Regions from separate parts of the Homo sapiens genome. Here regions 2 and 3 are each linked to region 1. Evidence: chromatin loops called from intact Hi-C (ENCODE). Cell type or tissue: dorsolateral prefrontal cortex. All regions are shown on one strand. Each heading gives the region's core, and the rest is flanking DNA. Links, peaks and the distances in the headings are about the cores only.

Region 1 (5,000 bases), core at 1-5,000:
CGGTGCCTGTGGGCTTCTGCCCACTCCCTCCCCAACCTACACCCCTGCCTGTCCCTCTTCACCTAGGAGAGCACACCTCGACTGCCAGGTAGACCACAGCAGAGTGTTGAACCTTCGGTCCTGGAGCCGGGCTCCCAGCCCGCCTGCTCCCTACTTCCCTCCTCCTCCCACATCATCCACTGGGTGCACCTTCAGGGCCCCTCCTCTGAGAGCCACCCCAACCCCCCAACCCTGCTTTCCATCACTGTGTCCCAGGTGCGGTCCTCCCACCCAGGGGAAGACAGAGTGCTTTCTAAGGAGGCCCTCGCCTGCCTCATCCTGGGAGTGTTTTTTTTTTTTTTTTTGAGACAGAGTTTTGTTCTTGTTGCCCAGGCTGGAGTGCAATGGTGCCATCCCGGCTCACTGCAACCTCCGCCTCCCAGGTTCAAGCGATTCTCCTGCCTCAGCCTCCTGAGTAGCTGTGATTACAGGCATGCACCACCACACCGAGCTAATTTTTGTATTTTTAGTAGGGACGGGGTTTCACCATCTTGACCGGGCTGGTCTTGAACTCCTGACCTCAGGTGATCCACCCTCCTCAGCCGCCCAAAGTGCTGACATTACAGAAGTGAGTTACTGTGCCCGGCCATCTTGGGAGCTTTTGATGACTTCTTCCCTCCCCAGCTTGCCCTCTGCCCCTCCCCTCTGCCCACTCCTTGGCACTGGGACGTTGCTGTGGCCGGCCTGGCTCACTGCAGCCACTCACTTTCACCTGGGCCACGTACCTGAATAAGGCTTTTAGGTTCTCAGGCAGCTCCGCGCGTCCGGCGTACCCAGGGTTCATGGTGATGAAGATACCGACGGTGGGAATGAGGCCTATGATCTCTCCCAGGAAATTGAATGCTTTTTTCTTGGCCCGAATTGCATCCTGGACACATTTTACCTGCACGGTTGGTGACACAGACATGTTAGCATGGAAATGGCCAGCTTCCACACACCAGAGAGGCCTTCACATATGTTAAAGCATGAGGCTGCGAATTTGCGCCTGCAAATTCAAACCTCCTAGTTTATTTTTTAAATTAAGCCTTTTATTTTTGAGAAAGTTGTAGATTTGCATGCCATGTAGGAAATAATACAGAGGGCCAGGCACAGTGGCTCACACCTGTAATCCCAGCACTTTGGGAGGCTGAGGCTGGAGGATGATTTGAGCCCAGCCTAGGCAACATAGCAAGACCCTGTCTCAATAAAAAATACAAAAGACAGTGATTGGGGGGAAGAAAAAAAAATACAAAGGCAATTCTGTGTACTCTCTGCCCCATGTAGCCTGATGGGAACATCTTGCCTAATAACAGTACCAGTCACAGCGGGGGTGGTGGGCGGGGGGAGGGTGGGCGCGACACTGAGGCCAGCATTGCTGTCACCATGGGGTGACAGCCCTCTTATAGCCACACCCCTTCCCTCTTGCCCCCTTCCCTCCGTTTGACCCCTGGCAACCATGTCCTTTTTTTCTGTGATTTGGTCATTTCATGGATGTTATATAAGTGGAATTGTATCATACACGATCTTCCCAGATGGACTTTTTTTTTTTTTTTTTTTTTTTAAGACTGAGTGTCACTCTGTTGCCCAGGCTGGAGTGCAGTGGTGTGGTCTCGGCTCACTACAACCTCCACCTCCTGGGTTCGCCCCATTCTCCTGCCTCAGCCTCCCGAGTAGCTGGGACTACAGGCGCCCGCCACCACGCCCGGCTAATTTTTTGTATTTTTTAGTAGAGACAGGGTTTCACCATGCTAGCAAGGATGGTCTCGATCTCCTGACCTCGTGATCCGCCCGCCTCGGCCTCCCAAAGTACTGGGATTACAGGCGTGAGCCACCACGCCCGGCCCCCAGATGGACTTTTATCACTCAGCAGAATTCTCTGGAGATGCACCCAGGCTGTTGCAGGAACCAGTAAGTATTTCAACACCTTGTCCCTGCTGAGTTGGGTTCCACTCCCAGCCCTTTTCTGTCCTGTTACTACTCTGGCAATGACCTGTCAGAGGACTGGTTAGCGGCCACCTCCGTATCAGACAGTCTTGAAGGCCAACTGTCAGCTACGAGGTTAAACCTAGAGCATCAGGGGCCGTTGCCTGCTTGAGGTCTCCTCTGGAAACCTGCAGAAGACAGCTGTGTCTCTCCAAGTCACCACTTGAGGGGGCCCAATACTCGCGGTAAAGCTGCTCCCAGCACCTGCCTTTCCCTGTCTTCCCCAGGACAGCCAAGTCCTGGTGCCCTGGTGATCCCAGACACCCCCATGCCCAGTCTGCTGAGCGTGCAGCTTGTCCCCTGGCAGGACTGGGGCCTTTCGGAACAGCACCGCTTCCAGCTAGGCCAAGCCTCTCCTGTGGTCTCCATTGGAGCCCGTGAACATTCAGTGCCCAGAGTAGGGGCTATATAAATATTCTGGGGTTTGTTCATGGACGTCGGAGGTGCTCAGCAGCTCTGCTCCTGTGCTGGGGGCAAGGGAGAGGGTCCCCACGGTAACAGCCAGCACTGCCCATGGTTTGGGGTCCCCATTCTCTTGGTCATGGGGCCTCCAGCCCTGGGGCTGGGGAATGACTGAGGCAGAGGGAGCATAAGGAGAGGAGGAAGCAGCCACCCCAGGCACCTCTAATCCTGCTGGCAGACCTGTGTCACCAACACCGCCTTACAGGTTAGAAGGTGGAGGCAGAGGGAGTCCACATCACTGCCAAGCCGAGAGTCAGGGGTTAAGTTGGTGTATAAAGCAGGCTCTCAGCCGGGCACAACGGCTCACGCCTGTAATCCCAGCAGTTTGGGAGGCCGAGGTGGGTGGATCACCTGAGGTCAGGAGTTCAAGACCAACCTGACCAACACGGAGAAACCCCATCTCTACTAAAAATACAAAATTAGCCGGGCGTGGTGGTGCACGCCTGCAATCCCAGCTACTCGGGAGGCTGAGGCAGGAGAATTGCTTAAACCCGGGAGGCGGAGGTTCAGTGAACCGAGACTGTGCCATTGCACTCCAGCCTGGGCAACAAGAGTAAAACTCCGTCTCAAAAAAACAAAACATAAATAAATAAATAAATAAATAAATAAATAAATAAATAAAGCAGGCTCTCCACCCAGGTTGTGGGGCTTAAGCAGCCCAGGAGGCATTTGCACGTCCACACCCCACATGCTCCTGGTCTATCCTGTGGTGGGAGGACCTTGACACCGCCAACGCCCTGACTTGCATTTCCTTTTGGAAGAGCACAATTGTCCCAGGCCGCTAGGTCGGCCTCCACTTACCTTAGACAGCCCAGTGCTTCTCAACCCCCAGCATGCGTCAGGATCACCTGAGGCATTTGTTTAAAATGCAGAAATGCTCCTCCTAACAAGTGGGGCCCACGCTGGAGATTTTAACAAGCATCAGTGGGGGTGGGGCGCTGGCCCAGGCTGCTCCCCAATCCGAAGTCCCTGCACCCAGGTCGCCCCAGCCACTCCGCTGCACGCTCTGTGCCCCGGCATGGTTGTTCCCAAAACACACGGGCGCATTTCCTCCCTCCTCCTCTTCCTCCCTCTCCCCCTCCTTTCTTTCTTTCCTGCCATTCCCTTTCAGCACCTCCTATGCCCAGCTCCGCTGATACCAATAACAAAGCACTTTGTCTTTCTTTCCTAAGCAAAATTAATTATTCTCCCACCTGTATTTTGTTACACGTTTGCTACCATACATGTAACCTGTAATCTGATTCTGTTTTCAATGTGTTTGCCTAACCAGGCTTTGGGACCCTGGAGGGCAAGAGCTCAATGGCACCACACCACCCTTCGGTGCTTGGAACGTTGCAGAGAGGCAAGGAGGGTCTATCTGGCGTGTGAGGTCACAGGAAAGCTGACGAGCCAGTCACCCGACGTGACCCCGAGGCCGCAGGCAGGGGACTTTACCTGCACGGCAATCACAGACAAGACTTCCACTGAGATGCGATTAAACTCGTCAAAGCAGCCCCAGGCTCCCGTCTGGGCCAGGCCCTTGTAGATATTTCCACAGGACTGGAAAGGGCGAGATGGAGAAAGGAAGAGCTGGGAGGGTGACAGGGAGGGCGGGCGCTGCAGGGGCCTCCCCCTGCCTCTTCGGCTGTGTTTTCTCTTCCCAAAGCTTGCTCAGGCCCCGGTGCATTGGAGCCTTCCGCAGGCCAGCAGGCAGGTCAGCTTACTGCCCAGGGTAACACCGTGGAGGGCTGGACACGAGGAAGAGCCATCCTTTCACCCTTGCCTCCCAGACCCCAGGATGGGGACTTCCTGGAGTCCCTAATAAGGGGCTCAGACAAGCACATTTAAGTTCTAAACCTTGCATGTTTTCTCAGCCCTTTTCTTTCTTGCGTGGAGAGGAGAGGGAGTCCTCTAAGGCGGGATGGGGGCACGTCTAGCAGGCCGGAGGCTTTCCCTCAAGACATCTGTGTCTCTCTAGGCCCCACCTGGGCCAATCAGAAGGACTCGTCCCATCTACACCTGGGATTCCAGGTGGATGTTAAGTCCCTTCCAGGGAGATCCAACTTCAGATTTCACTTTTCTAAAATCCAGGAGGCGGATGTGGACTGCGTGGCCCTGACAGTGAACATGGGCTGCTGGTCCCATCCTCAGCCTCAGGAGGGGGCCCCCAGATTGTGGGGCTCAGATCCAAGCTGGGGAGGGGAGACCCTCTGCAGGCCTAGGGTCCAAAACTCAGGGTTCCATCCCCCTTGCCTTCCCGTCTTGCAAGAGGCTGCTGCAGCCTGGAGCTCCGAGGTATCCCCTTCCCCTCCCTGGCCTCCTGTGAGCCGACGATGTCCTGTGCAGGCTCTAATGACTGATGGGACCGGGCCAATCCCCTGCTCCCCTCCCAAACCCACCTGGACACTGCTTGTACCCCACCCCATGCTGAACCATGAGGGAGGTGCTCACCCCTGTGCGGAGTCCCCAGTTCGGGGCAATCTTAACAACTGAAATTGAGAGAGGGTCACCTCCAGGGCAGGGGCTGGGGCAGGACATTTGGGGCTGCGTCTGTCCAC
Region 2 (8,380 bases), core at 1-5,000, 300 kb after region 1:
CACTACTATGAGGGCATTTGTCTTTTTCCTGAAAATATCACCTTCTCTGAGGATTTCCTGTATTTATTAAGTTACAAGTTGGCAGGCACAGCTTGAGCAACATAGAAAAGTAATCTTCTTGAGTTATACAATCATTTAAATTCCAAAGCACTCACAAAATTGAGCAAACAAAGCCACTATTTGCATATTTGGGAAAGGAAACATATTGCTAATGGAAGCCACAGGACTGGTCAAAAATAAATGTTTTGTATTAAGTAGTAAAATAAATGGAGAATTCTACCCCAAAGCCTCCACCTCAGTGAAGACCTGCGGGTTATTGCAGCTGCAAGGGAAGCTACAGCACAGTCGTCTCAGAATAAACAGCAGCCTGGAAAGCAGATGTATTCGCAGGTATCGAGGGCTCCTCCGACCCCAAATAGCCTCTGCTCTCCAGGACAGTTGAGAGCTACTCACAAGGAAGGGGTGCACAGTAGGGCCACCCTCTCGAGTTCCATAAAAGGGAGAGGTGGCTGGGTGGGGTCACCTCTTCCTTTCTGAGGACAGGTAAGGCCAACAGATGAAGGGGTCCCGCTGAGGAAGCAGGGGAGGGCGGGCTCGGACACAACGGTGGCGTCAGCCCCGAGAAGCAAGGGATGGCTTGCCCAGAGCCACCAGCTATGCACCGGGAGACCACCTGGGGGACATGTGGCCACCATCCCCCACTCTCCTGATAGCCCCAACCAGGGGCAGCAGCCTCTGCCAGCACAGACCACTGTCTATGAAACATGAGAAGGCACAGCCTGGCAAAGATGTCCAGCAGGTGTGCGGCCACCTCTGCTCACACACACACTGTCGTTTCTCTTGCAGGGCTGGTCGGGAATGTCACCAAAGAGGTTCCGATCTAGAGAAGCCTCAAAGCCTCTGTGTTGGGCGGTCTGTGGACACTGGTACCGGGAGAGCTCCTACCGTGACAGGCTCCCAGCGCAGCAGAGCCCACACAGAGAGCTCCCTCAGATCCAGACCGACAGCTCCCGGGAAGGGACGCCTTGTCTCCAGGAGGCTGCAGAACAAACCACGGTAGTCCTGACAGAGAGAAACGAGACCCGAATCTTCCCACTGCCACCCTCGGGTATGAGTCCAACCTAGGAACCCAATGCATGGCATCTCGATGCGGCTGGCAAGAAGTCACCCTTCTGCAAGTGACTGGGACACATGCCAGATATACACACAACCCACATCCCACACACACCCCACACATGCCCTTCTCCAAGTGACCAGAACACATGCCACAGATGCCAGGTGTACACACCCCACACCCAACACACACTACACACACCCCCTTATACACACGCATCCCACACACACCCCCTTATACACACGCATCCCACACACACCCTTCTCCAAGTGACTAGGACACACACCACAGACGCGCCCACACCACACACACCACCCAACACACATGTGCCAGATACACAGCCCACATACATCATACACACACGCCACACCCCACCACACCCCTACACACATACACGGCACACACACCCCCACCTCACCCTTACACCCACCCCCTCGGAACCGACCTCCTTCCACAGGGGCACAGTCAGCGGCGATAGCTGAGGCTGGCAGCCTTTGCTGGGTGAGTCACAGACCAGAAGTTCCGTCGAGTCTGAAGTTTCTGGAAGGCGTTGAAGTTTCTCCTCTTCTCTCTCTTAAATTTTTTAATTTTCTTTTCCTAGACCAAGAATCACAGGCATCACAGTTCCCAAAAACGGCTCTTTCCTGGCCCACGGGGCTCCATGCTGCATGCAGGTCCTGCACACAGGCCGGGCTCTCATGAGCTCTCTGGAGACCCACTCTTCACAATGACCCCTGTGCACGGCGACCTGCAGTCCCCCTATTGACAAAGGGGCGGAAGCTGCGAGGATGCATGCCCTGTCCATGGCCACACGCCCGGACAGGCCTGGGCAGCCTGGCTCTTCTCATGCTCGGCCGCTTCATGCCACTGCCGCCACCTCCAACTGCCCCGGCTCTGAGCTGAGCCACGCCGCCCTGCTCCCTCAAGCCTGTGGTCAGCATCACACATCATACCTTCCCTCGGTCAAACTCTTCGTCCCAGTCATCAACCACGGTCTCAGTCCGGGCCTGTCTGCTGTCTTCAATAGCATCCTGACTGACCGCCGACATCTTGCCATCCCAGGTCAGAACTACCAGGCAGACACGGGGGTCAGCACGAGTGCAGGTTCCCAGGTCCCCTGTGGCTTCACTTCAAGAGTGTCATTTACCAACTAGTCTACTCATAATTAGTCAACAATTTTGAGTGCCACCTTGTGGTGAAGAGAAGGACAAGAGGAGGACGGCTCGACGCCCATGTGTGGTCGGTCAGCATGGAACCCCCAGCGATGCCCTCTTAGCTAAACCCTAAACCACAGCCAAAGAGTTCAGTTCTTTCTAAACCCATGCCCTCGTCTGAGGAACAAAGATGTCATGTTTGGTCTCGAAGTCTGAATAAAAACATGCTCTGAGCAAGAAGTGACATTACCCAGGTTGGAAGAGCTTCGTCACTCTGCCCCTTCCCTACCCAAGACACAGCATGTGTGGGGCTCCTCACCCTGCCCCAACCCTCAGAAGCAGCTGTTCTGGATCCTGCCACGGACAGAAGCCACCTTCGTGCCACGGCTGAGGGTTTAAAGAGGACTCCAGCCAGTGTTGAGATTCCTCTTCCCATTCTCAAAGCCGAGCGATGCCCGCCCGCCACACTCACAGTGCACCAGGATCCATTCCACACCCTTCCCTCCTACAAAACCAACCAATGAAAGGCAAACAGAAGTCCTGTCTCCAAATCAGTACCTTTTCTCCCGTAAGCTTTATCAGATGAGTATTTGAGCAGTTCCTGGACCACATCAGACTCCCGCTCTCCATTCCAAGACACAGGAGGGGCCTGGCTCAGCCCTGCAATCGGAGCAGCCAAGAAACATTTACAGACGTTTAAAATAACCCACTGGGGAAGCAATCGCACACCTTAAATTATAAAACAACTTACAGTAAGTGGATGCTTGCCTTTTTTTTTTTTTTTTTTTTTTTTTTTTAAAGACAGGGTCTCACTATGTTTCCTAGGTTGGTCTCAAACTCCTTGGGACTCCCACTGGCCTCCCAAGGTGCTGGGATTACAGGCATGAGCCATGGCGCCCAGCCTAAATGCTTATTTACTAATGCTTACATGCTTAATTTACTAATGACCTGACACAATAGAGAAGGCTGTTGTCCAAGTCAATTCATGAGAAAGAAAACATGGAAAATAACAAAAAGCTAAAAACCAAAAAAAAAAAAACCCTCCAAAACCCCTTTAACCAGTAGTGTTAAGTCCTCAGTCTGACAGAAGGAGAGAAGAGAACTAGATCTAAATGGAATCCACCTCACCTACGGGAGAGGCCCATGCCCCAGGACCAGCCTGACACCTGGATGGCCACAGGGGTGGAGGGAACGGCCAAGCTTGGCTGCTGCCATCAGGGGCCCGACCTCCTAAGCCCTGTCCAGGGGGAACCTGGTCCCCATCAGCAACACCGCACAGGTCCACCCAGCACCTCGGGACCAGGACAGCACTCACCACCCTCATCGGGTTCTAGAAACCCTTTCTGAACTCGTCCTCTGCCCAGCTAGCCACATAGCCCCTGGAATATACTCACCTCCCTTCACACAAATCTGACCTCATTTCTCCCTGCCTCCAATTCCTCAGTGAGCTCCAGGCTAAGTGTCCCCTGCCCCCACACAGTGGCTTCCATGGTTCCCATCTCATCCACACAGCCCAGGGACCCGGCCATGCAGAGCAGCCTGCCTGCTCCCAACGTGCTGCGCCTCCTGCCCTTGGGTCTGGTGCCCTGCCCATTTAGCCACTCTCCTCAGGTGCACAGGACTGCAAGAGCCCATGCGGCCCCCAGCGCCTCCTTGCTGAGCATGAGCCCTTACTGTGTGGTTCTGGCTCTGCCAGGGAGCCCCGAGGGCCCAGGGCGCACTTCAGTAGACACAACCAGCACCTGGCATGGACCCTGGCGCACCGCAAGTGCTCAAGTGATGTCCCTTGCACTAACAAGCCAACTCCACTTCGCTCCGAGGGTGGCACGGAGCACAGCTCTGGTGCCATGTTAGGGCAGTATTTTTTTTTTTTTTTTTTTTTTTTTGAGACGGAGTCTCACTCTGTCACCCAGGCTGGAGTGCAGTGGCGCAATCTCGGCTCACTGCAAGCTCCGCCTCCTGGGTTCACACCATTCTCCTGCCTCAGCCTCCCGAGTAGCTGGGACTAGAGGCGCCCGCCACCATGCCTGGCTAACTTTTTGTATTTTTAGTAGAGACGGGGTTTCACCGTGTCAGCCAGGATGGTCTCGATCTCCTAACCTTGTGATCCGCCCGCCTCGGCCTCCCAAAGTGTTGGGATTACAGGCGTGAGCCACCACCCCCGGCCAGGGCAGTACTTCTGAGAGCATGCTGGCCAGCAAACTCAGTCGGCACTAGCTAGCACCCACGTTTTGCTATTTATTTCATACCATTTCATTTTTAACGATAAATTCCTTTCTTAAGAGTTGGATAAATACAAATCAGTCTCTAAGGTCCTGCTGACCCCCAGATGCACTGCCATAATCAGACCTTCCAGACTGCAGAGGAGGCCTCACTCAAGCTCGGCCCCCTATACCAAGCAGCCAGGACTTTCTCTCCCCTTCACTTAACAAATGTGTTCTGTGGCGGGTGCCTGCCAAGGCATGCCCCAGCCAGCCCTAAAGAAAACAAAACACCCTCCGATTGAGGGGTGGTGCCCAAGGACAGCCACAGCACACAGGTCCCCAACAGCAAGCAAACCGTGCTATGTTCTGAATGGCCCAGCTACATAGAGGGAGAGGAGGATTCACTTTTGAACCCAACTCTTCTAAATTCAACCATCACAGAAAAAAACTCAGGCTGGGAGTTCAGGGAGTCATTCCGTGAGAAGCTGTAGACAGAACAGCTTTGAATCGGAAGACCCACTGGCATTCACAGAATGTTTTAAAGTTCATGTGCACTGTAACCTCTCTCATGGGGCTGTTTCAGTCAAATGCTGTGACACATGAGGAAGCTTCAACCCCATCACCCAAGGGAGCAGACTCGGGGGTGGGGGGTGAAGGTTGGTAGGGTCCCAGGGCCCTCCACATCTTCTCCCAGACCCTCCCAAGCTCAGATGCAGTAGACGCTGCTCTCAGCCTGTGCACTCCCCAATACCCCCTCACCCGGTGCACACCCACGCGGTCCCCCACCCCCTTGCCCGGTGCACACCCACGCGGTCCCCCAACCCCTCGCCTGGTGCACACCCACGCGGTCCCCCACCCCCTCGCCCGGTGCACACCCACGCGGTCCAACCCCTCGCCCAGTGCACGCCCATGCGGTCCCCCAACCCCTCGCCCGGTGCACACCCATGCGGTCCCCCAACCCCTCGCCCGGTGCACACCCATGCGGTTCCCACCCCCTCGCCCGGTGCATACCCATGCGGTCCCCAGGACACCAGCCATTCGCGGATGGTGCGCAGCTGCTGGACTCGGGGACAACAGCATCTTGGGGCTTGGCACTCCTTGGGCATTTGAGATGCCCATCCTCTTCTACTGCCCGCTGTGTCTCCTGCTTTCTTTTTTTCTTTTTCTTTTTCCTTGGAGACTCTTCCATGGCCTCTGGATCACCATCACCCATGGGAGAGCAGCTGCTTGGAAGTGAGAGGCAGCAGTCAGCTCTGAGCAAATTGGAAGGGGAGCAGGAGCGCACAGACACCCGCCTGCAACATGGAGAAGGTGCCACCCCAGCTGTGACCCAGTGCACGCAGGTCCCTGCAACATTCTTCCCCCCACACGCATTAGCGGACGCTCCACACGCAGCCACGGAGACAGTAGAGGGAAAACCAGTCGCGTTTCCCATCCTAACTGAGCCAAGCCTGTTGACGCCAATGTGCAGGCTACTGTGACCTGATGAAACGGCAGATCCTGGCCTGGCCCGGGACACCTGATCCAGCATCCTTGAACGGCCCTGCACATACAATGATGGACACTACTGTCCACACCACTGTCGCTTCAAGGATCAATCCACTGGTATTTATCAGAGGAGATATTTTTTCTTTTTTCTTTTTTTTTAGACAGGGTTTAGCTGTCACCCAGGCTGTAGTGCAGTGACGCGATCTCAGCTCACTGCAACCTCCACCTCCTGGGCTCAAACCATCCTCCCACCTCAGCCTCCTGAGTAGCTGGGACTATAGGTGCATGCCACCATGCCCAACCAATTTTTGTTTTTGGTAGAGAAAGGGCTTTTCCATATTGCCTAGGCTGGTCTCAAACTCCTGGGTTGAAGTGATCCACCCGCCTCAGCCTCCCAAAGTGCTAGGATTACAGGTGTGAGCCACCACACCCAGCCAGAGGAGACATCTGATCACAAATCCACATTTTAGAAAACCACGCAAGCAGACTACGTTTCCAGACCATACCTACTTGGGGGTAGATTCTGTGGTTTTGCTTTGTTTCTCGTCAGAGGTAGACAGATGCCACTTTGCTCCTGCCCTTACCTGTGCCGAAGTGGGTCCTGGTGCAGGCCGCCTTCTTCACCAAGACCTTCTGCTCCTTTCCTCCTCCGCTTCCTGCTGCTCGCGTGGTGGCCGTCCGTAACACATCCCACCTGCTGGCCATTCACCTGTGGCTGTGTGCCATCTTCCTGCCGTCTGACAGCGGGCAGCTGTGCCTGGCCCTCCCTCCTGTACATGGGGCTCCCAGGCTGTCTCTGTGTCTGCCCCTCCTGCAGGGCGCTGGCAGCTGTGTCCTCCGGGCGCTTCTTCTTCTTCCTCTTCCTCTTCCCGTGGGGAGCCGCAGTGGCCTCCCTGATGTGCTGTGGGAGGCGCGTCTCTGAGCCCAGCCTCTGCGGCTCTCCCACAAAGGTCTTTTTCCTCTTCTCAGAGGGGCTCTGGGGGGGCTCACTGGCCTCTGGCAACTGGTGTGGAAGAGACACAAGGTCCTCGTTGACCTGAGGCAGCGCCGTCGAGATGGAGGAGCAGCTCCGTGGTTCTGACGTCCCTGGGGGCTTGGGGGTACTGGACAGCAATGTGGGGTGGGGGCTGAAGGGGGGTTGCAGGCGGCTGGATGATTGGGGAGCAGGTGACACAGCCCTGTGGGGACAGCCAGGAAACAGGGAGAGGATGTTCTGAAAGACCCAGCAGAGCTGTTCCTTCTGTCTACCCTCACTCCCCTCCCTTTCACCTAAAAATCTGAAAAGGCTTTTACCCTGTAGTTTTCAGATACACATTAAGTTACATGTATGTTTGAAAGAAAGCTAACAATTAATTCAACATCTATTTAAATGCAAAGTTGGCCAGGTACAGTGGCTCATGCCTATAATTCCAGCACTTTGGGAAGCCAAGGTGGCTGGATCACCTGAGGTCAGAAGTTTGAGACCAGCCTAGCCAACATGGTGAAACCCCATCTCTACTAAAAATACAAAATTAGCCGGGCGTGGTGGCACACGCCTGTAATCTCAGCTAGTCAGGAGACTGAGGCAGGAGAATCGCTTGAACCTGGGAGGTGGAGGTTGCAGTGAGCCGAATCGCGCCACTGCACTCCAGCCTGGGCGACAAAGCAAGACTCCGTCTCAAAAAAAAAAAAAACCAAAAAAACAAAAACAAAAACAAAAAAAAAAAAACAAAGTTACCTAGGTGGTGGGTTGATAGGTGCAGCAAACCACCATGGCACCTCTGTAACAAACCTTTACATCCTGCACATGTACCCTGGAACTTAAAATAACTGATCCCTGAGATTTAAAAAAAAAAAAAAAAAAAAAAAAAAAAGCAAGCCAACACGTGATTTTAAAAGTCAAAAAAAAAATTTTTTTTTTTTTAAAAGGCAAAGTTAATAAGAATTGTTCCATGCCTTAGTTTCTTGTCACCAAGCAATTCAAGTATTTTTGCGAGCTCTAATGTAAAAACATCTTTAATACAAATGTGTTAAGGGAGGAAACCTTCACGAAACAATAAATGGTAAGGAAAAAAAAGATCCCGTGAGGATTTATTTTCCAACCTCCGAAAGTCTCAGGGTGTTCCCGGGCAGGAAATGAGCCTCATAAGGAAAGCAAGTGTTGAGCTGGCCTAATGACACCTCCACATTACCGTCATTAGGACGCTGAAACCGGGACACAGATGCGTAGAGCAGAATCATGAGCAAGGCGTGTCCGGGACAGGATCTAGTGCCGAACCCAGTGAGGCTCCCTCTTGCCAGCTATGTGTCTCTAGGAAAATTAACTTCCCACTCTGAACCACCATGTTCTCATTTGTCAATGAGCTGGGACCACAAAGCCCACCTCCCAGGGTTCCTGCAGAAAACAGGACCCCCGTCATCATCTAAACAAACTATAAGGG
Region 3 (11,144 bases), core at 3,083-8,082, 250 kb after region 1:
AGGGAGGAGTGGAAGATATGGTCGCAGAGGTGAGGAGGGTGGTAGGCGAACTGCATGGGGCCTTGGCAGCTATTTTAAGGACTCTGGTTTCCATTCTGGGTGAGATGCATAGCTGCTGCCAGGGTTCTGAGCAACAGAGCATTTTGTGGCTTCCTTTGTAACAAGACCACTCTGGCTGTGGGGAAGAACAGACTGGAGACAGCCAGCACAGGAGCTGGAGACCAGTTGGGGGGCTGCTATAGTCATCCAGGTGAGACGGGTTGGCGGCTTACTTGATAAAAGTGGCCATATTCTTGCTATATTTACTTTCAGGGTACAGCCAAGGATGTCCCAATGGAGTCCACGTGAGGTGTAAAAGAGAGAAGTCAAGGGTGACTCCGAGCTTTCTGGCCTGGCAAGTGAAAGAATGGAGCTGCTATCTTTTCTTTTTTTTTTCTGAGACTGAGTCTCGCTCTGTTGCCCAGGCTGAAGCGCAGTGGCGCGATCTCGGCTCACTGCAACCTCTGCCTACTGGGTTCAAGCAATTCTCCTGCCTCAGCCTCCCGAGTGGCTGGGATTACAGGTGCCTGCCACCATGCTGAGCTAATTTTTGTATTTTTAGTAGAGGCGGGGTTTCACCATGTTGGCCAGGCTGGTCTCGAACTCCTAACCTCAAATGATCCACCCACCTTGGCCTCCCAAAGTGCTGAGATTACAGGCGTGAGCCATTGCACCAGGCCTGGAGCTGCTATCTTCTGATATGCTGCCAACCAGGTCCCCCATCTCCACTCCCCACAGCCTCTGCCTTAAAGGCCCCATCATTCCTTCCACCCACCCATGGCCTCACAGGTCCCCTGCTCCTCCAGACCTTTTGACTTTGAGCTTCTGCTCCCACTATTCAATGCCTCATTCTTGTTATACTTCCAGTTCACATTCTCAAAAGAGGGACTCTGACTGGCTCGTTTAATAGCCATCATCCCTATTGGGCACAGCAGGCCACCTCATAGGCTCCTGGCCAGGCAGCGTCCCTTAAAGCTGGAAGCATGGCAAGGCATACCTGGCTCAACACCACACTGTCATCTCTAGTACAACAATTACCACTGTTTGTTAAAAAAGGAAATAATGAATCTCATGTCTCCAATTCCTTAAAATAGACATTTAACCACTGCATCACCAAATTGTATGTTTCACTCACTCATAAGTGACCATATAATTTATCATCCATATTGAGATATTTTTGAGATTGCAAATGGGTACTATTAATAATTACATCAGGCAGTCAGCATAAACTGGGATTGTCTCTGGGAAACTAAAACATATAATAACCCAACTCATGAGGCATATCTATAACATCAATCCCAAACAGAGTGTTAGATTACTACGTATTTATTTAAATGGAAGCTTTTAAAAAGTTTCAAAGTACACTTTAAAATAACTAAAAAAATAATGGCACATTACAAAACCAGAACAATAATCTAGGGCCTCAGAGCAGTGTCTGAACAAATGATATCGGAAACATACAGGAGCTAGCACAGGCCCTATGAAAAGCAATAAATCAACAAAGTAGAAGAAAACACTCGTTCGTCATTCACATTAAAAAGCACACATTAGGCCATTTTGATGCAAGTGTTGTTGATTCAAGACATTTTATATTTTTAATTAATAAATCCCTTAAATAGATTTTAGCCTCACCCCCTCCAGCAATAGATTAGGTGGGAATACACAAGCATGTAATGGTCTAAAATGTTTCAAAACTAGGCTGGGAGTTGTGGTTCATGTCTGTAATCCCAGCACTTTGGGAGGCCAAGGTGGGAGGACTGCTTGAAGCCAGGAGTTCAAGACCAACCTGGGCAACAAAGCAAGATCCTATTTCTACAAAAAAATTAAATAAATGACAGTAGAAAAAAAAACGTGAATATTTATATAATATTCTAGGGAAGGTTTGTTTTTTGAAAGCATAATACCCATATCAATCATTATCCCAGAGACAGAAACATTCCTAGAGTGGGAGTGTGCAGAAAGGTAAGATAGGCACCACCTATAAAAGTGAGGGCAGAGTTTAGAGAGGACACCAAGGAGTAATAAAGCCCCCCAGACTAGCAACAGGGGCAGCCCCCATCACTGCTAAGTCAAGACGGGGTGCGAGGGCATCATACTGCTGCTAAAAGTGGCAAATGGGAGCTCTCTGGCAAGAGTGTCAGTAGAGGATTCAGCAAGCCTCAGTTACCAGCAGGAGAGAATCACCTTGACTTCACTCTTCTCTCACCCTTGCGTCTCCTGGTCAAACCCAACCAGGAACCACACTCCCTCCAGGACAGCCTCCGGCAGACAGCAGGATGGAGCCGGACAGGAAGTAGAGCTGGAGGCAAAAGGAAGGTGTCGGGTGCAACCCTCAAGCCAGATCCTGGGGGCCAGGTTTCCCACTGTCAGGAAAAGGAATTTGGAAACATGAAAAGGGGGAAGGCTAGAAAGAACCCTAAGGTTGGAATGGAATTGAAGGAGCTGGTATGTTTAATGGTTGCATTATGTATATGTTGTAACTTACTTAACCACTTCTACTGTTGGGCATTAATCTTTTTCTTTCCTTATATCCTGTAAAATGCTGCAACATCCTTGTAACCTTTGCCTCCTCAGCTCCTACTAGTTCCTTAGGCTAAATTTCTCTAAGTGGGCTTAAGAGCTGGTCAAAAGATACGAACTACTTTAAGGCTCACTATACACTGCTATGAAACTGATTTCCAAAATAACTGTTTTCATTTACCAGCTGTCTTCTAACATGCTGCCCTGCTGGGCCAGTGGCTCATGCCTATAATCCCAGGCCTTTAGGAGGCTGAGGTGAGAGGACTGACTGAGCCCAGGAGTTTGAGACTAGCCTGGGAGAGAAGGTGGGACCCTGTCTCTACAAAAAATGTAAAAATTAGCTGGGCGTGGTGGCACATGTCTGTGGTCCCAGCTACTTGGGAGGCTGAGACAGGAAGATCGCTTGAATCTGCAAGGTTGAAGCCACAGTGAGCTATGATTGTGCTGTTGCACTCCAGCCTAGGCAAGAGTGAGACCCTGTCTCAAAAATAAATAGGCCGGGTGTGCTGGCTCACGCCTGTAATTCCAGCACTTTGGGAGGACAAGGTGGGTGGATCACTTGAAGTCAGGAGTTTGAGGCCAGCCTAGCCGACATGGTGAAACCCTGTCTCTACTAAAAATACAAACGTTAGCTGGGCGTGGTGGTGGGCGCACCTGTAATCCCAGCTACTCGGGAGGCTGAGGCAGGAGAATCACTTGAACCTGGGAGGCAGAGGTTGCAGTGAGCTGAGATGGTGCCACTGCACTCCAGCCTGGGAGACAGAGCAAGACTCCATCTCAATAAATAAATAAATAAGTAAAATAAAAAATAAAGTGCTAGCCTAGCCACAGCTAAATGCACAGTGTGGATTATCATTTAAAACACACGCCAACTAGACAGACATAATGTAGTATTTTAATGTCTACGCTTCTGTGGTGTGGTGGTGTCAGAGCTTCTGTTGTATTTATTTAGTGTGGGCATTTGTCCTGTGAGTTACTTAAAAGTATTCCTTGGCACTTAAAAAAAGTAATTGGAAAATGTTGCGTAACTATTTTTGTAGAGACAGAAAGATGTCTATGTTATACTGTTAAATGAAAAAATCATGTAACAAAAATGCATAGACTATAAAAATGAAAAAAGAAATAAGCCAGGAAGAATATATACTAAACACATTAACAATCATTATCTCTGGGCGGTGGGATGGTAGAGAATTCTCCCATCATCTCCGTCCACTCACCAGCCCCTCCTTCTCTGTTCTCGTCCACAGTACACCAGACTCCACACTGGTCTCCAGCCAGCAGTCTTACTTTCCAGCTTCGCTCCCGTGTCATGGCCTCTGAAGCTGTCTACCTAACACAAATCCCAAATCTCAAATCCCTGAAACATGCCCAAATCCTAAACGTTGTGAGTGCCAACATGACACTCAAAGGAAATGCTCACTGGAGCATTTTGGATTTCCAGTTTTCAGGTTAGGGATGCTCTGGCAAGTACAATGCAGGTACTCCAAAATCCAAAAAAATACTGAAATCTAGAACTTGTCTGGTTCCAAGCATTTCAGATAAGAAATACTCAACCCATAGTCCTTTTTGATAGCAGCCTATTCTTGTTTCATTCATTTAATATCTGAGACTCTTAAGTATATACTTTTTAAGGCTTTCTTCTACATGTCCCATGACCTGTTTCCTTAAACTATTTGCTCTTTTGCTTGCTAACACTGAAGATTTTCCTTAAGTCTCTAGCAAGCATAGTCTACTTCTTCTCATTTAAGAGTGACACACTAATAACCTGGTTAAAAGCCGTGTGGTAGGCATGGCCTATAGATTGATGTGTGGCAATGTAATATGATAAGGCAGTAATGTGTAGAGACCCCACATGTGGGGCTCGGTAGCTTATTTTTGCTTAGACTAGTTACCCAAAGAAGTATTCTCCAATCCCCTACCTGGGCTGTGTGGAGTGTAAAACTGACCACCAGTATTTGTGGGGGCTACACTGAGGAAGAAAGGATGGGAATCTCACAGTTAAATATACGGGCTTTTTCGGTGCTGCTTCTTGGTTGGTATTTTTTAAAATAAATATAGATTTTCACTCGCTCTCTGTATCTTCACAGCCTTCTTCAGAAATTAAACCTTCATGTTTACCAGAAGTGCAAGAGAAACTGCCTTGCTGCAGGAGATGGAGAGGAGACCTGGAAATCTTAACTGCCAACAATGAACACTTTCAAACCACCCTCGTTTCCTTATCTCCATTCTCAGAGGTGCTGGGTACCCTGCAGCCTTTCTGGAATTTGGGGGTAAATCATTTTGCTTCCTGGTATCCTCTCTCTGCAGCTTAGACCTTTCCTAACAAGCTGCCAAATGGGAGACAGCTTAGGGCATACAATCACGCAAGTGTCCTCCAAAGTCCCGAAGAACATCTGCAAGGTGGGGTGGAGCATAACAAAGACTTGTCCAGCCTCTGCAGGCAGAAATCCAGACACCTGGACACACTGCACAATTCTTTCAAAGGTTCCTTCTACTTTGGTTACCTAAAAAACATAGAGGTATACTATTTTTGTGTATTGACATAAATGCATCTATTAGACCTTGGGGGAAAAAAGAGTTGATGGCAAAGGATATATGTAATGTGTCAACAAGAATTCAAAGAACTTGCCATTCCTTGACATAGGCTTACCTTGTACCTAGCAAAGCAAGCTATGGGATTTCTGATCACATTTGCTAGTACATACCTTCATGACACAGACTTTTTAGCACTTTTGTTATCAAAAGAAAAACTCAAAACCGATTAGATGTCAAAAAAAAAAAAAAAAAGAAAACCTAAACCATATCCTTTGTTTTATGTACACAATTTGCATTTACTTCAATTTTTGCCTAAGGACCAGTAACTCTTGCAAGAAAAAAAATAAGAGAGGTATGCATCACAAAGACTGATCTTATTTAGTTTCTATCAAGAAAATCCATGACCAGTTCCATAACTTGCCACAAAACTGAAAAACTGTGTGGTTTTGAGTATGTACATTTTGGGGATTTTTCTTTCTGAGAAGGGGGTCAAGAGCATTGGTCAGATGCTCAGAGAGGACCCTTGAGCCAGGACTGCAGTCTCCTGTGCACCGTGGAGCCTGGGAGCATTGGGAAGACCTCGAAGAACTCTGGTTCAAGTAATTGCTACTTTCTGGAGGCAAAAGAACAGTGCCCCTTCAGGACCCACCATCGCCAACCTCACCACAGCCCTCGGAGGCATCTGGAAACATGTCAAAAAGACTTTGGAAAGTATTAATTTGACATATTCATGATGATAAGGTAAACAGAAATAACCTCCTCCATAAAGACAAAGCAGAAACAGCACAATTTACAAGCGAGAAAGAATAAGAAGAAACCTGAAATTGAAATAAACTTCACACTACTCCTAGAAGTGGTTGCTACAGTAGTTTTAAACGCCCTTTAAAATAAAGTCAAAAATACTGAATGTCATAAATTCCATCTGTGCTGCCCTCTGCTGGCTACATGAAAAGATTGTTAAAAGATTGACATAGAAATTGCACCAAAAAATTCCATTACCTGGCTGGGCGCAGTGGCTCACCCCTGTAATCCCGGCGCTTTGGGAGGCCGAGGCGGGTGGATCACAAGGTCAAGAGATCTAGACCATCTTGGCCAACATGGTGAAACCCCGTCTCTACTGAAAATACAAAAATTAGCCAGGCATGGTGGCACACACTTGTAGTCCCAGCTACTCGGGAGGCTGAGGCAAGAGAATTGCTTCAATCCAGGAGGCAGAGGTTGCAGTGAGCCGACATTGTGCTACTGCACTCCAGCCTGCCAACAGAGCGAGACTCTGTCTCAAAAAAAAGAAAAAAAAATTTCATTACCTTTTGAACATATATAGGGAGAGGAGAGGCAATTCATGTTCTACCCAGCGCATGTGCCAGTTCCTATGTGTATATTCACCAGTACTGATTTCCTGAAAGGGCTTTGTTAATATCAACATTGGTTTGCCCTTTGTCCACACACACTGGCTAATTTGAGGGATAGTGATAATAGGCTTCTACTATACAGGCAGACATAGGCAAAAAACTATATACACAATAAATAATAAGTAACATGCTAGAAAGTGATGGGTGCTATGGGGAAAAGAGAAGTATGTGGCAGGGGGTGGGGTCAGGTATTGTTAAGTTTTAAATAAGACGGTCAGAACAGGCATCACTGCAAAGATAAAATTTAAACCTCAGTTACTTCTTCCTCAACTCCTCCAAAAAAATATTCAGGATTCTCTTTTCTAAAATTCTGAGGTATACAAAATACATGTATATTCTTCTCTGAACCTCCTCTATTCCTCACCATGTAGACTAATGAAATTACGCAACACCTGCAAGATTTTATTACAAAGGCCACTTTCCCACAAGGAGACCCGAGCTCCAAGACCCACAGTGACAGTGCGGCGACCGAGTTTCCTACTTCCTCTGTCTTCCTAGGGTAAAAGTATCACTACATGGTAACCTGAGATTCTCTTACTTTCCATCTGAAAGAGCCTAACACTTTTAGAATGCCGACTCTCCCATTTTCTAGCTGCTCTTCACATATTGATTTACTCATCAGAGTAATAATTTGAAAGGCCAGGTGTGATGGCTCGTGCCTATAATCTCAGCACTTTGGAAGGCCGAGGTGAGAGGATCACTTGAGCCCAGGAGTTCAAGACTAGCCTAGACAACATAAACAGACTCCGTCTCTACAGAAAACTAAAAAATTAGCTGGCTGTGGTGGTGCGTGCCTGTAGTCTCAGCTACTTCAGAGGGCGAGGCAGGTGATGACCATCTGGGCTCAGGAGGTCAAGGCTGCAGTGAGCTGTCATCACCCCACTGCACTCCAGTCTTCGTGACAGAGTCAGACTCTGTCTCAAAAATAATAATAATAAAAGTGTACACTGATTTATTAAAAAAAGATTTGACTCTTTACCATGTGTTCATTCTAAATGATGTCTGTTGAACTGTGCCAAGCACTATGTTAGCCAAGAGCTAGACCTACAAAGGTCAAGAAAACAAAGTATCTCCCTCTTCAAAACACAAGAGTTCATTGGAGGACACAGGTAATGGCAGCGCCAAAAAAAAAAAAAAAAAAAAAAAAAGAAAAAACTACATGGCATGCTAAGGATCAGGCTCTGAAGGCCCAGAGTATGCCAGGCTCGTAGAGTAAGAATAGAAAAAGTCCCTGGGAGGGGTGGGAAGATAGTGGCACAGGTATACTAACGAGGGGAGTGACTTTTAAGAAAATGCACACTCTCAGCAGCATTCTCTGGTATTTAGGAAGAGATCTGGGGAGACTCAAATACTGCACTGCGGTCCCAATCTTGAAGGATCTAGAGGTCAACATCTGCGGGGAGGAGGCACTGTCTGGGAGAGGCAGGACATTTTTAGAGAATACTATTCAGTGATTTTAGCATGTTCACAAAGTTATGCAACCACCACCACTATCTAATTCTAGAACATTTTCATCATCCCCAAAAGAAAACCCCATACCCCATAGGAGTCACCCCCATTCCCGCATCCCCAAACCCCTGACAACCACTAATCTACTTTCTGCCTCTACAGATTTGCCTAATACATGGCCTTGTGTGACTGGTTTCTTTCACCTGGCACAATGTTTTCTATGTTCAGCCATGTTGCAGCATGTGTCAGAACTTCATTCCTTTTTATGACTAAAGAATCTTCCCTTGTAGGGACAGACTTCATCTTCTTTACCCACTCATGAGCTGATGGCATCTGGTTGTTTCCACTTTGGGGTTCTTATGAAAACTGCTGCTATAAGCACGTAAAATTTTGTGTTGTATAGGATCTTTAAAACTATATCTATGTTCCACTTTGATTAAAATAAATTTCACAGTATTTTTGGCCCTTGAGCCCCTATGCTCGGGTCCACTCTCACACTGTGGAGTGTACTTTCATTTTCAATAAATCTCTGTTTTTGTTGCTTCATTCAAAAAAACAAAATAAAATAAATTTCACAATATTTTCTACTTTTCTGAACCCTACCCATTATTCAAAGTCCAGCTCTGCAGCCTCCTCCCATCACATGGCTCTCTCACTGTCCGCCACTGCACCCCACACACCGGAAACAAACTAAAGATGCTGACCCACATTTGTGGTAAGTTTCACCTCTAAACATTCTCTGATTCTGAGAGCTACGAGTCCTATCATCAAAAATGAAAACTCTATGGAACCAGCTTGGCGTGGTTTTACTGGATCACTGAGTAGTCATGCCAGGTGTCCCGTCAGCTGGTGTAAGTATTGATCATCCTGCTGTGTGATTAACAAATAGTTTCAACACAGTCCTGGGTCAAAGGAAAATGTTTACACATCCAACAGGCCCAGGTTACTGTAGGGGACAACAATGCCTAGGTTATCAGGAAAGCTCACTGTTTAACTGGATTCAAGGAATAAATTATAAGCACCAGCCATTTAATGATAAATACAATTGATCTTTCTAGTACTTTTATTACTTGAGAGAATACAGGAGAATTGTCTGAAGAAGGGGGTAAGGGAGATTATTCAATTAATTCATTGGGTTTTCTGTATACTTCTAAACCAAATTCAGTTAGGAATTTTTACCAAAAAATTCCAGCCTTAATTCAAGGATGTTTATGAAAGCAAAGTTCTCTGATCAAATAAGAGTAAGTAAAAACGGGTGGGCGGGAGGAGTGTGCTTGCTTTTGTCCCTTGTTGCTTTGGAGATCTACTTTGATACAGGAGCACTGCAGATCCCCTTCCTGTTTCCTTTGCTCTCCTGCCTTACTAATTATATATCACCCCTTCCTTGCAAAACCACAAGACCAAATGTTACAAGTTACAAAATTGGTGTACTCCACCCATCCTTTACTCAGCTGACACAGAGCAAACTGAACCAGCGCGGTCCTGCCACAGCCCTGAAGACGGAACCATCACATGACAGAGGAGCTTGCGAGAAGGGCCCAACACACCCACATACTGTGTGAGGCAGAGCAAAGGTGGCAGCAGTAAGACCACCAAGGTCAGCCAGTCCAAACTTCTTGATACCTGTTATTGATTTAAAAACAAACTAGGCCAGGCATAGTGGCTCAGACCTGTAATCCCAGCACTTTGGGAGGCCAAGGTGGGAGGATCACTTGAGCCCAAAAGTCTGAGACCAGCCAGCACTTTGGGAGGCGAAGGCAGGCAGATCACCTGTGGTCAGGAGTTCAAGACCAGCCTGGTCAACATGGCGAAACCCCGTCTCCACTAAAAATATAAAAATTAGCCAGGCATGGTGGTAGGCACCTGTAATCCCAGCTACTCGGGAGGCTGAGACAGGAGAATTGCTTGAACCCAGGAGTCAGAGGTTGCAGTGAGCAGAGATTGTGCCATTGCACCCCAGTCTGGGTGACAGATTGAGACTCCATCCCCCCTACAAAAAAAAATTTAAAAATTAGCCAAGTTTGGTGGGTGTGCCTGTGGTCCCAGCTACTCAGGAGATTGAGGTGGGAGGATTGCTTGAGCCCACAGGTCAAGGCTGCAGTAAGCTATGATCATGCCATTATATTCCAGCCTGGGTGACAAATTGAGATCCCTGTCTCAAAAAAATAATAATAACAAATAAAAATAAAAAAATAAAAAAAAACCTAACTAAGCAGAAACCATTGTTTAAAATCTAATTATCTTGCTTTAGAAGGCAGGTGGTTTCAGAAAAAAAGAACTCTAAAACAATCTATTTTTGAAGTGTTTTTTTCCCAAGATTTTCTCCAAGCTTTTACTTAATACATTGTTCAGATGTTTCTCTGCCCTAAAAAAAAAATTCCCTTACAGTTCAAAAAATATTCCTAACAGGTTTAGAAGCAGTCCTCAAATTGCAGAAACTACTATTACCCAAAGAAATACCAAGTGCTCCTAAAATAATACCACATACTTATTCCACAAAATATTTCTTAGCCTGCTCCCTCTGGGTCTGAAAAGGATAGCAAATCAATGGCCAGGGGGTGAGAATATGCTTCTCCACGTGCCCAGAAGGAAGGGAACATGAGATATGGGTGCACAGAGTGGCATCAGCTACGGGAAGCTCATGTGGCATCCAGGCAAGTAATTCAGTGGCCTCCACTAGCACATCAGCAGCAGAGATGCAGAAAAACAGATTACTTCAAGATGCGTTTTGGAAGTAGAATAAACCATACTACTAATGAACTGGATAGGCAGAACAAGAGAAAGGGAAGGCTGATATCAAAACATTCAAAACATTTGATGGGAACACCTATGTGAGCGGATATGCTATTTCTCAGGTGGGGTGAATAAAGAGGGACACAGCACCAGGGGCTCTGCTGTGGCCATGCCAACTGTGAGAGACCCTGTAGGTATCCCCCAGGAGATGTCAAATGTGGCACTGGGATGTCACAGCCTGAAGTTTAGGGGTAGGAAGAGGGCTAAGCTATAGCTGATTCTTGCTATTCAAAGTAGTTATTGTTTAAAAAGTTGTTGCTGTTGCCGGGCACAGTGGCTCATGCCTGTAATCCCAGCACTTTGGGAGGCCTAGGCGGGTGGATCACGAGGTCAGAGTTCGAGACCAGCCTGGCCAGCATGGTGAAACCCCATCTCTATGAAAAATACAAAAATTAG

What was found. Peaks named below come from ENCODE experiments on the same cell type or tissue, not always from the same donor. Only the 100,000 strongest peaks of a DNase experiment are listed, where the experiment ranks them.
Region 2: it touches region 1 in a loop (4-fold over the local background); 60 of 110 quality-filtered maps call a loop at or near these places.
Region 3: it touches region 1 in a loop (4-fold over the local background); 39 of 110 quality-filtered maps call a loop at or near these places.

Annotation. Positions count from the first base shown.
Region 1 is chr17:78,495,111-78,500,110 of GRCh38, forward strand. DNAH17 (dynein axonemal heavy chain 17) reads right to left here. Exons shown (of 81, transcript NM_173628.4): 37 at 3,898-4,002; 38 at 765-922. DNAH17-AS1 (DNAH17 antisense RNA 1) reads left to right here. Exons shown (of 6, transcript NR_102401.1): 5 at 1,746-1,926; 6 at 3,734-5,000. Among named protein-coding and RNA genes, the nearest start is that of DNAH17-AS1, 13 kb to the left of the region's middle. RefSeq lists enhancers at 2,280-2,828, 2,829-3,377. In dorsolateral prefrontal cortex, for the core only: CTCF peaks have their summits at 2,156 and 2,356; a DNase peak (open chromatin) is centred at 2,171; H3K4me3 peaks cover 915 bases; H3K27ac peaks cover 2,898 bases.
Region 2 is chr17:78,796,841-78,805,220 of GRCh38, forward strand. USP36 (ubiquitin specific peptidase 36) reads right to left here. Exons shown (of 21, transcript NM_001385174.1): 16 at 6,545-7,138; 17 at 5,484-5,695; 18 at 2,827-2,928; 19 at 2,068-2,183; 20 at 1,560-1,711; 21 at 1-1,039. The coding sequence ends at 1,580. Among named protein-coding and RNA genes, the nearest start is that of CYTH1, 19 kb to the left of the region's middle. In dorsolateral prefrontal cortex, for the core only: a CTCF peak has its summit at 2,309 (motif pointing left); DNase peaks (open chromatin) are centred at 1,092, 1,869, 2,298 and 3,986; H3K27ac peaks cover 3,310 bases.
Region 3 is chr17:78,739,517-78,750,660 of GRCh38, forward strand. All of the region lies in intron 1 of CYTH1 (cytohesin 1), which reads right to left. Among named protein-coding and RNA genes, the nearest start is that of CYTH1, 37 kb to the right of the region's middle. RefSeq lists enhancers at 138-427, 9,398-9,457, 9,518-9,587. In dorsolateral prefrontal cortex, for the core only: CTCF peaks have their summits at 6,032 (motif pointing left) and 6,233; no DNase peak of the experiment used is centred there; H3K27ac peaks cover 864 bases.